4 separate regions of the Homo sapiens genome follow, and regions 1, 3 and 4 are each linked to region 2. Evidence: chromatin contacts called from ENCODE Hi-C or POLR2A ChIA-PET data. All regions are on one chromosome and are shown on one strand. The core of a region is the stretch at or near the end of the contact, and the rest is flanking DNA. Distances in the headings are between cores, read along the strand shown. Region 1 overlaps QKI (QKI, KH domain containing RNA binding). Region 2 has its middle 110 kb from the start of MEAT6. Region 3 overlaps LOC102724152 (a long non-coding RNA gene). Region 4 has its middle 170 kb from the start of QKI.

What was found. Hi-C counts contacts between places; a loop is a spot of excess contacts on that map. ChIA-PET counts read pairs that join two places held with the same protein, here RNA polymerase II (POLR2A). Pooled maps may share reads with other maps.
Region 1: a loop to region 2 is called in a pooled map, with 9 times the contacts of the local background. The contact joins two enhancer-like sites. A Hi-C loop is called at or near these places in 1 of 168 maps with a recorded cell type or tissue (posterior cingulate gyrus), 1 of 37 single-sample maps with no recorded cell type and 8 of 50 pooled maps.
Region 3: a loop to region 2 is called in a map with no recorded cell type, with 5 times the contacts of the local background. The contact joins two enhancer-like sites. A Hi-C loop is called at or near these places in 1 of 168 maps with a recorded cell type or tissue (heart left ventricle), 4 of 37 single-sample maps with no recorded cell type and 4 of 50 pooled maps.
Region 4: a map of endothelial cell of umbilical vein shows a loop between it and region 2 (5-fold over the local background). The contact joins two enhancer-like sites. A Hi-C loop is called at or near these places in 4 of 168 maps with a recorded cell type or tissue (Calu3, Panc1, dorsolateral prefrontal cortex and 1 more), 1 of 37 single-sample maps with no recorded cell type and 11 of 50 pooled maps. POLR2A ChIA-PET finds 5 or more read pairs at or near these places in 1 of 52 experiments (RWPE1).

What each region holds. Positions count from the first base shown.
Region 1 is chr6:163,553,489-163,556,358 of GRCh38, reverse strand. The region is part of intron 4 of QKI (QKI, KH domain containing RNA binding); the gene reads right to left. Among named protein-coding and RNA genes, the nearest start is that of QKI, 140 kb to the right of the region's middle. Within about 2 kb of position 1,490, at least 5 of the 41 ENCODE cell types and tissues checked have a DNase peak (open chromatin) inside an H3K27ac peak, as active enhancers do.
Region 2 is chr6:164,926,298-164,928,997 of GRCh38, reverse strand. No RefSeq gene overlaps it. Among named protein-coding and RNA genes, the nearest start is that of MEAT6, 110 kb to the right of the region's middle. Within about 2 kb of position 1,262, at least 2 of the 41 ENCODE cell types and tissues checked have a DNase peak (open chromatin) inside an H3K27ac peak, as active enhancers do.
Region 3 is chr6:163,666,465-163,669,164 of GRCh38, reverse strand. All of the region lies in intron 1 of LOC102724152 (a long non-coding RNA gene), which reads left to right. Among named protein-coding and RNA genes, the nearest start is that of QKI, 250 kb to the right of the region's middle. Within about 2 kb of position 1,349, at least 6 of the 41 ENCODE cell types and tissues checked have a DNase peak (open chromatin) inside an H3K27ac peak, as active enhancers do.
Region 4 is chr6:163,584,650-163,587,466 of GRCh38, reverse strand. No RefSeq gene overlaps it. Among named protein-coding and RNA genes, the nearest start is that of QKI, 170 kb to the right of the region's middle. RefSeq lists an enhancer at 1-35. Within about 2 kb of position 1,451, at least 9 of the 41 ENCODE cell types and tissues checked have a DNase peak (open chromatin) inside an H3K27ac peak, as active enhancers do.

The DNA.
Region 1 (2,870 bases), core at 241-2,740, 1.4 Mb after region 2:
TTGTATTTAGTAGAGATGCGGTTTCACCATGTTGGTCAGGCTGGTCTCGAACTCCTGACCTCAGGTGATCTACCCGCCTCGGCCTCCCAAAGTGCTGGGACTACAGGCGTGAGCCACTGTGCCCAGCCATCATCAACTATGTTTAACAGCTATGTTAAAAGGATACAAACAGGTCACGTTTAATGTAATTTATACATTGTTCAACTTTTCTAGACTTAGACACTAGATCTTCATTATCCAATCATTTACGCTTCCTAACAAATGTGTGGTATTGGCAGTGCATTATCCCTGAGGCTCAGGCAGGGTAGGCAGCTTATCCAAAGCCACAAAAGTTCACATTGCAAACCTGGCTTCCAACCCAGAATACCTGATTCAAAGTCCTCATGTTTAACCATTACATTATACCTTCTCCAGTCTTATGATGCCTTTAAGTGGAAGTATCTTTTGAATTCATCAGACCACATGTTAGAAAGTAAGAAAATCATGTTTATTTAGTATTTTTAGATCTATATACTTTTAAAAAAAAACTACAACAAAGTAATCACCAGAGAGCTGAAACAAATGTGTATTTCCAAATCATTAAAACTATGTCAACTAAAAAAATAATTCGAACCACTGCCTATCACAAAGGCCCAAATTCTCCAGCATTCAGGGCATTGAACAGTTTACATGAGCAACCTTGCTTGCAAATGTTTTGCATTAGTCAAAATCATCTGTCCACAATCCCCGAGTAGACCTGGTACTTTCCTCTCCAAGTTAGGCTCCTATTGGAAGCATCCTATGTGTTCCTCAATAACACAGATCATCGTTTTCTCTCAGAGTGCAGGCTTTTTTTTTTTTTTTTTTTTTGAGCTGGAGTTTCGCTCTGTCGCTAGGCTTCAGTGCTGTGGCGTGATCTTGGCTCACTGCAACCTCCAACTCCCTGGTTCAAGCGATTCTCCTGAGTGCAGGCTTTTCTAAGAACTCTCACGCATACTGGTCTTGCTTTTATAAATTCATGCTGCTTATTTTTGGGGTGATCAATCATATATAGCCATGTGCTATCTCAGTTTTTCTATTTTTTGATTTTTAAAGAAATTTATCATGAATTGTATCCATAAACTAACCAATAACCAATAAACCCATGTTCCTTGTAACCCCCAAAGCCTTGCAAAAATGAATGTGCTCAACATATTTTAAAAAATGAATTAGTTTTCTATAAATTTGAAATAATGGGTAGAAAAGGTTTTCCAAACAAAAAAATACATGACTAATTTAATTGAAGAATAACAAATATCAGAGAAAAGAAAAAATGATGAGTGACCACATTTTATGAAGAATTTTGATGCCAATTACCACCTTGATCTGCTCCGACAGCTTTGGCAGACAGAAGATGACAGATAATTTGATTGACTTAAACAAAGGGGTTTATGAGAGGGAAGTGACAAAAAAGGATTTGTCTTTAAAGCCTCACTGTGCTATTTTGTGGATGGACTGCTGGGGGCGCCAGCGTGATTACTGAGATAGGTCATGAGCTTTAACATTGTCCAGGCAACAGAGAGGATGAACTGGACTGGGGTAGAGGTTGTAACAGAGATGAAAAGAGTTATGTTAACCTGACAAGGCATGATGATCAGTTGGACACAGAGGGTAAGGGAAAAGGAGAAATTGAACAATGTTGTTTAGGTTCTTGATTTAAGCAATAAAGTAGACGGTGGCTCCATGTAATGAGATAAAAATTGAGGAATATGGAATCAGAAGTTCTCTCTTGAAAGGTTACATCTGAAATACTTATCTTAAACACCTAAGTGGAGATGTCAGGTACACAGCTGAATATTCATCTGGTTGATCAACTTATTCCAACTTATCCTATACAGCTGGTAGAAAAATATGCTTTCATATTTCTTGAGTTTTTCTCCAAGATGATGTGGCAGTTACTAAGTTCCAAACTGAACTGCCATATGCTTTCCAATGCTTAAGTGTAGGGCTCTACAACTACTACTTCTTTGCCAGCCGGTTTTCTGTGAGGTTCTCAGAACTGAGGCATAGTGTGGGTGTAAAGCAGCCGACCCTGAAGAGCTGGATGAGGGAAAGAGATGTTCTCTTTCCCATGTGCGCTCCTTTCAGCTATGCACTTGCCAGAGGCAGCTGTCTCCTGGCTCCATGCTTCTTTCCCAGCACCTCTAGAACCAGTCTCATCGTGCAGCCCCTTCCCTCCATGCACACCAGAAGCAGCCAGCTAGGGTTCTCCCCTCTGAGCTCCTGAGGTTCTTGAAGTAGCTGAGAGACACCAAGCCAGGGTCTTGGTTTCATCATTACACAGGCTTTCTTCTCTTTTATTCCAGCCCTGGGGTAAAAGATGCTTTTTTTGCAGTCTCTAAATCTGTATTACAGCCTGTCTTTCTCCTTTTTCAGTTCTCAATACCTGTGTAACCAATCAACAACTTTCCACACATAAAGCAAGGTAGAGGGAAAGTGTCAGGCACTTTATTTAACCAGAAAAGCTTAAAACACTCAAACACACACAAATATGATGCTCCTCCTCCATTAAAACTATATAAAACTAACAAAGATTTGTACCTTAGGACAATATGTTCTGCCTCTCTTCAACAAGGTATAAACAGATCCACTGAAAAGTAACAATCTCAGAAAAACAAAAGCCAAGTCTCAATAATAAGTACTTACTTCTTCTAATGCTAAATACGATACAATCTGTGATTTTATTAATAGTAATAGTAATCTTAACAGGCATGATAAACTTCTGAAGGATTTATATGATTCACAACTCCGGCTACATACTAGCATTAGTAGAGCCACATCAATTTATAGATTAAAAAAAAAACACCTCCAAAGTTGATTGTTATTTTAGACGGATATTATTAGATGATATG
Region 2 (2,700 bases), core at 13-2,512:
TGAGCCCACTAAATATATTATTGGAAATATCTATACAAACACTAGAAACGAGGATGATTTGACGTCTAGGTATTTATGAGCTCTTAAAACATTGTTTTCCAGGGGAGGCCTACGCCTGCCTACCTCCTGTTTTACACAGGGAATAGTGGTGTTCTATCTGTGAAACTCTTAGTGTTGGTTCTCTCAGCTCACCCTGTTGGATGGTATCGCAACATTAAAATATCTGTGTCTTCCATGAAAAGACCTCAAATGTATTCCTTTCTCCCCTTCACACAGCCATGAATGCAGCTCAGGAAGCAAGGGGACTTGCAGCCTCATCCCACTGTAATTATTCCACTGGCTTCCAGAGCGTCCTGAGGTTTGCAGGCTCTTTACAGATAGGTTGCTTCCATTTCTCATGCAGTGTGATCCAGCAGCACACCCAACAAGGCTGTGAAGGCAGCTCAGGGCTCGCAGCATCTCCAGTGCTCCACCACAGTCCCGCCTGCGTCGGTAAAACTGCTTAAGGCAGCGCTAATTAATGTCTCCTGCTTATCCTGCACTCCCCTCGCAGGGTATCGGGTCTCAGAATCGACTTCCTGGACTTGTATTCATTCACAATCCAAATTAGCTTAATGCACGACAGAAATCTCATCTCGACCTAGAGGTAGCAGTGAGTCTCTAGGGAGAAATCAAATACTGAGTCAATTTAAAAAAATAAAATAAAATTAGACCTACCGCATCAAATTTATTTCCAGCACCCTTGAGATGGGAAGGAGAGGAGGGGAGGCAGTGACTCTTGGTTCCTGAGAGAAGCTGTGTGTGCACACTTGGAAAAGCAGCTGCCGAACGCATTCCTGGATTTTAACTAAATTACGTTAGTGTCAAAATGCAACGTATGCATTTATTGACAGCATAGGGACAAAGAAAACAAATCGTAAAGCAACAATTTTAGATAATTACCTCAAATTTATCGCCAGTTCTGTCTCCTAGTTTCCCCCTCCGTCTCATGCCTATATTGTTTAAATGTATCAGTTGGTTAGTTCAAATAAAGCACCAAGGCATATTCAACATACCACCTGTGCTCAGGATATATTTCCCTGAGTTCCTGCCAGTCTTTGGCACGTCTGCTGCTGGAAATGAATCAGAATACAGGGAGAGGGCTAATTGACAGGTCTATGGATGCCGAAGGTAAGCTGCGACCTAAAATGAGAACTGTTCCCTTAATGAGAGACAGCAGAAGCAAGTGTGTGGCCGGGCACGCCCGTGCCTCGCCGCGGCCAGCAGATGGCAGCAGAGCCTTGGAAGCCGGCGGGCACCAGGCTCTGTTGAAAATGCACTCCTTCATTTCCATTCATCTTCACTTGTCAGAGTCTTATAAGTGCTTTCTGTAGAACTGACCCTGAAATTGCATCATTTAATCTATAATCATATATTGCCAACATTTCTCCCTTTTACCGCTTATCAATGACATTAATTCAGAGGAAACAGGGACCACTGATAGCTTTAGGCAACTCTGCAAAAAGGAGATATTCCTAACAGGCAGATACACTGCCAGGGACAGCCAGCTTGCCCGAAATAAGGAAATGCATTTTAACAGAAACGGGGGAGCATATGAAAAAAATCATTCACACTTTGTATTTCTTTCTTTCTTTGCTTTTCTTTAGCACACTTTACTTTGCACTCAAACCCGATTTTTGATTTAAGGTTCATTTGCTTAAACAACCAGTTGAATATTTCCCCATATTTAATAAGATTATTTTTTATGTAACATTTTAAAATATTCTTTCTCCAGGATATATAATCAGAAATTGATGTCTAGGATAGAATTTCACATGGTAAAAACTAGGCCCTGTAATACCCCAATTACTTTCAGCAATATCTTAGTGGTCTGATGATTGAAAAGTAGAGGCGTTTCTGGGAAATGAAAAGATTCTGTAGGAGTGATGACTGTCAGCATACATAGATTTAATTCTTTAGAGCTACACTGATGAAATGAAGAAAATACATTATTTTTCTTCTCAAACCTCTCAAAATTTCTCGGAGAGTAAAAGAATGCTTTGCTTATTAGAAAGATTGTCATGATCTGCCAAGACTCTAGATGGTACTATGGATTCACCCTGTCATTTCTATACTAACATTTGTTAAGATTCTTCTTTTTATCCACTTTTTAGGGTGTATGGGATACTTGCATGAGAAAATACACAGAAAAGAGCAGATATAAAGAATAAAAGGCAATGTAAGTTAAATCATGAGAAATTGACAGTGTCTGAAGATGATGAGATAGACGTGTGTCTAATTTTAGACCCCATAGTTAGATTGACTTTTAACTGAGTATAACAGTCAAAAATGTTCTAGAAGTACTTAATGGCATCAAGCTGCCACATTAACGTATTACGCTGAACTGAAAGGAGGTTTTCCTCAAACTCATCAGCAAATAGAAGGAGGCACCATTTGTCAGGAAGCAGGCGCCAGACTCTTCTCTCTGTATCTTGTGTGTGAACGTGTGGTGTAGGCATGTGAGAGTGTGTGTGTGGTGTTGTGAGCTTGTGTTATATGTGTGTGTATGCATGTGTGAGTGTATGATGTTCTGTGTAAATGTGTGGTGCAGGTATATGTGAGTGTGTGTGTGAGTGTGTAGTGTAGGCATGTGTGAGTATGAAGTGTTGTATGTGTGTGGTATAGGTATAGGTGAGTGTGTGGTGAGTGTGTGTGTGTGGT
Region 3 (2,700 bases), core at 100-2,599, 1.3 Mb after region 2:
TCTTTGAAAAGCCCTGAAAAGCGGGGCACGGTGGCTCATGCTTGTAACCTCAGCACTTTGGGAGGCCGAGGCGGGCGGATCACGAGGTCAGGAGATCGAGACCACAGTGAAACCCCATCTCTACTAAAAATACTAAAAATTAGCCAGGCATGGTGGTGGGTGCCTGTAGTCCCAGCTACTCGGAGAGGCTGAGGCAGGAGAATGGCGTGAACCCGGGAGGCGGGGCTTGCAGTGAGCCAAGATCACACCACTGCACTCCAGCCTGGGCGACAGAGCGAGACTCTGTCTCAAAAAAAAAAAAAAAAAAAAAAAAAGAAAAGAAAGGCACTGGAATGTTATCAAGATCACCCAGTGACTCCGATGTGCAAGAAAGCTTAGAAACCATCCAATCAAAGTCTTTTTTTCTTAATTCAAAAAAAAAACACTCTTTTTATGGGCATAAAAGTATTTATTTCAAAGAGGTCAGAAAGCAATGGCTGGCCATGCCAGAAAAGGAAGCTAAGACGGCTAGGATCTAACTAGGAGGGTAAGTTGCAACCTGTTCATACTGCCCAGATGGAAAGGGGACTCCTATAATATCAGCTTCATACATCCACTGTCTGTAACTTCCGTTACCTAATACCATCTCCGTCAGCCTTTCAGCCAAGTATGGTAGCATCTTTCTCGAATATTTATAAATTGCCTACAAGCACTGAAATTGCTGTTAGAAACTATACATCTTCAAACATGCACACTCCATTCTGTTCTCTCCAGACTCTGTTCTCCCCAGAATCCTGCTAATTTCTCTACAGTTTCAAGTCTCAGTCAGGGCTTCAGAAGGTTGAGGAACAGGCTACCCTCTGCAGTCAAGTTTGTCCTGGCTACGAAGTCCTGCCCCACCTGCAATCTGCCTCTGCCCTCGTGCAGTTGTGACAGACTGGAAAGCGCATTGTATTGAATTACCCTTTCTAGAAAAGAGCCAAGTAAGAAATTAGTTATTCATAAGTTCTTTGTGCATGATTTGCCACAGAAATAACATGAACTATTTTTGTAGGGCTTTGACAAACCTGACTAGGCTTAGCCCAACCTGGAATAGTCCCTGGGGAGCCTGCGAAAAACAAGCCACATGAGCTGTCCTGATGCTAGCTTCTGAGGGCCCTGACCCCCAGATCTCTATCCTCCCCCTCACCCTGCTTCTCATCCCCACCCCCTGCAGTCCTTCCTCTCAGGCTTTTGCAGTTACTCAAGATACTGTGCACGTAGCAGAGCAATCAGATGCTTTCTCTCAGATGGCTTGGCTAATGGCCACTTCCTGTGGTTGTCAAATGAAAAAAGAAGAACTAGCACATCCCCAATGACTTATTGTATCACTTCCCGTATCTGACTATCTGGCAGCCAGCATAATTTAACATCACTCGTAAATTAAGAGCCTCTTGCGAGGGTGCCACAGCTGAGCCCACCACCCCGTTTTGCTGATTAGAAAGAAACCGTGCCAGGACTTCCATTATGAATAGTCATTTCCTAAAATGTAACTCCAACAACACTGACATCTAATCATATATTAAATGAATGAATAGGGGTTCCATATCCACCCTGTGGACCTCTGAGCTCATTCTGAAGATTAAAGTGACTTCCTTTAACGTTCTCCCCACTAGCACCGTGCCCGTAAGGCCAGATTTCACCGCGACCGCCCCTTGCACCCCCCAACCAGCCCTCCAGCCCCCAGGTTATCCCCCACACTTTTCCCTGTCTCTTGGCTTTGCTCCGTTTCCCTTCCCTTCATGGCCTGGCCTGTGAGAAGAGTCAAGGTGAGCTCAAGCGAGGACCCTCATTCTGCCCCAACACCTCAGGCCCCTTTCTTGTTGAGAGTGGACAGCTCCATCAGGCACTTGGTGCCAAATGGAAGCAATGGAACTCGGTGCTGGCTCTCCATGTCCAGCCAGCGCTGGCTGCAAGCAGCAGAGACAAGCAGGGGCAGAAATCATAAGCAGACCCCTAGGGCTGCGTGTCCTCCCCTGGGCAGGCACACAGTGGGGCGTGCTAAGCAGCTTCGTAGGTAGTGGCTGCGCCGCATCTTGTTGACCTTAGCAGAGAATCCCATTCTCTGCTAGGCTTTCCAGCCAGGCTGGAAAAGCCTAGCTCATACTTGAGGAAAAAGACCTCCTTGATGCCATATAGGTGGTTTTGCATGTGCGTTCGTTCTGTTCTCTTGCTTTTTTCAGTGTGGGATTGTGAATGAGCACTGGAGCTGGGTCCAATGGCCCAATTTGCACACTGGCTTTGTTTGGTGCAGAGCGTGGCCACGGCCTCAGCAGCCCTATTGGAAGTGAGCTGTGTTTGGGTAAATCATGACCTCTCTGAGCCTTGGGTTTCCCTCTGTAAAATCGCAACCACACTCTACTGAGCCTTGATCTATGTTCAGGACTGTGAAAAATCAATGAGACAACACATATGAAAATACTCTGGGAAATGGAAATTTATAGCTGTCATTTTGCTAAAACTTATAAGAATAGATTAGCCCAGTTCTAGTAATAACTTCATCATTTATGAGTTGTGTGTCTTTAAACATGATATTTAAACTTCCTCAACCACAGGAACTTCATACAACTCATGGCTCCTTCCTAAGTTTGCTGTGAAAACTAAAATGAGTTGATATAAAATACATACCACAGTACTTGGCAGAGAACGTGAGCTCGGTAAATGACAACTGCTTTTATTTGT
Region 4 (2,817 bases), core at 202-2,701, 1.3 Mb after region 2:
TTTTATAGATGAGAGACCTGAGGTTTCAGGTTGAAGTTACCTGTCTAAAATCTCCAGAGTGAGAAAGCAGCCATATTCCAGAGAGCCTGCGTTATGCTGACAGAGAAATATGGATACATGAGAAAATTTATGCAGCACCTTAAATATGTGCCTTTCTAATTGGAAATTCTGAGTGTTTCACAAGTACAAGTACTTTCCTACTTCTTCAAAAATATTAATTTTTTTGGAATAATGATAAAAGCTCAAACCTGTTCTGCTGGACAGGAGAAAGGGCAGCCGGGGGGCGCACAGAGGGAAAGCCTCCCTTTCTGTCTGTACTCCCTGTGGTTAAAATGTTACTATTTGGCCACACTGGCCTCCAGACATAACTGTGGCCAGGCACAGAACGGGGTTTCACACTAGGGTAAACCCTCAGATCTTCAAGGTCTATTCCCAGGTCTTTCCAGGCAGGTCTGGGGCTTGGAGTGTGGGAGCTACTGCTCTGTGGGCTGCTGCCTAGACGGCAAGCTCCTGGTTTTTGTTCGTTTGTTTTGTGTTTTTTTGGCGGAATTTTGCTCTGTTGCCCAGGCTGGAGTGTAGTGGCGTGATCTTGGCTCACTGCAACCTCCGCCTCCCGGGTTCAGGCGATTCTCCTGCCTCAGCCTCCCAAGTAGCTGGGATTACAGGCGTCCACCACCATGCCTTGTTAGTTTTTGTATTTTTAGTAGAGATGGGGTTTCGCCATGTTGGCCAGGCTAGTCTCGAACTCCTGGCCTCAAGTGAGGCCAGGCCTCCCAAAGTGCCTGGGATTACAGGCGTGAGCCACCATGCCTGGCCTGAACGTCTTATTATTTAAAAGTGTGTTGGGGTGGTGGTGGGGCCTTATTCCTAATACTTAAAATCATACACTGATGGCCAAAATCACACTACCAAGTATGACTTAGGAATTGAGAACTCAAGAAGATAACTTCAAGTACTTCTCCCCTTCCTAGGTAGAGGAGAAAACCAAACATCATATATAGGGAGATAGGATTCTAAGTCATGGTACAAACCTCCCCAGAGGAATTGTGAGAATCAGCTTTTCTTAAAGATCCTCACTTCCCCGTTTGCTAGTGTTTCTGAGTGATAACCAAGACCATCATTCCCAGGAGAGCACACGCAGTAAAGTCATCGACATCATCATTGCAGTTTCTCACTAGACGCCTTGTGCTGAGTGATGCACATTCAATCTATACTGTGCACCTCTTGATTACTGAAAAGTGGTTAAAGCTAGATTACAATAGTGCCCCCTTATTCACATTTCCCTTTCTGAAGTTTCGGTTACCTAAGGTCAACTATGTTAGAAAAATATTAAATGGACAGTTCCAGAAATAAACCTTTCTTAAGTTTTAAATTTCAAGCTATTCTGAGTAGTGTGATGAAATCTTGTGCCTTTCCGCCTGGGACATGAGTCATCCCTCTGTCCAGCATATCCTTGCTGTAGACACCTCCCCGGCCCCCAGCAGTCACTTGGCAGCCGTCTTAGTTATCAGATTAACTTCCTGTGTTCAAGTCATCCTTATTTTACTTATAATGGACCCAAAGCGCAAGAGCAGTGATGCTTGCAATTCAGACGGGACAAAGAGAATTGTAAGTGCTGCCTTTAAGTGAAAAAGTGAAAGCTTATCATAGGTACAAATATATAAGAAAAAACATTGCCGGGGTGTGGTGGCTCATGCTTGTAATTCCAGCACTTTGGGAGGCCGAGGCGGGTGGATCACTTGAGGACAGGAGTTCGAGACCAGCCTGGCCAACATGGTGAAACCCTGTCTCTACTAAAAATACAAAAAATTAGCTGGGCGTGGTGGCACATGCCTGTAATCCCAGCTATTTGGGGGTCTGAGGCAGGAGAATTGCTTGAATTCGGGAGGTGGAGGTTGCAGTGAGCCGAGATTGCACCAGCAGTGAGACTCTGTCTCAAAATAGAAAAAAGAAAAAACATAACGTAATCAGGTTCTGTGCTATCTATGGTTTCAGTCATCCACTGGGAGTCTGAAAATGTATCCCCTATATATAAGAAGGGGCCACTGTATTTCAATTCTCTCAGTCCTAATCTAAGTCTATACTTTTCAAAGATTTATCAATGAAAGCAAGTCAAGATCAATTGATTTTTGTTGTTGTTAAAACAACTGTAGGACTCCCACTAGAAGCCCGAAAACTTTTTAAGGCAAAAATTGTGAGACACGTATTTGGTAGTGTGCTTTTTTAGTATTCTGTAAGTAATTTCAAATATTAGCAGTAAGATGGTTTTTAAATTTTGTTTTAGAGAACAGGCATTTGTATTCCCTAGTAATTATTGTTATGAATGATTTTTGGGTTAAATAAACAAAAGTTTGTGGTCTAAGCCTCAATTTAGATGTGATATAGTGTTCTAATAGTAGAAATTTCAGTTATGTTTAGATAGCCGCTACACCATTTGGAGAAACCCACGTTGGATGTAAGTTGGATTTTAAAGTGCACAGGCCCAGCAGAGTCACAGTTGTGTGATGAAAGCATTAGTATGAATGCCTCCACTAGGACTAAATAAATTGTCAGTCGACAGAACATTGAATAGAGTGAAATAAGAACCCCCCTGATTACTATGCCAGGTCATATAATCCATAGGGAACTAAGTTCTGCGGGAAGAGAATCAGATAATGCTAGCTTCAAATAAACTGAAATCCCACAAAATTCAATGGTAAATGAAGTTACTAGGGAAAAAAGAAAAAAAAAACCCTAGTTATTTCAGCATCATTGATACCAAGTGGAAATCTCCAATCCATAATCCATATCCCTTGAAAAGGAGATTTGTAGTAGGTA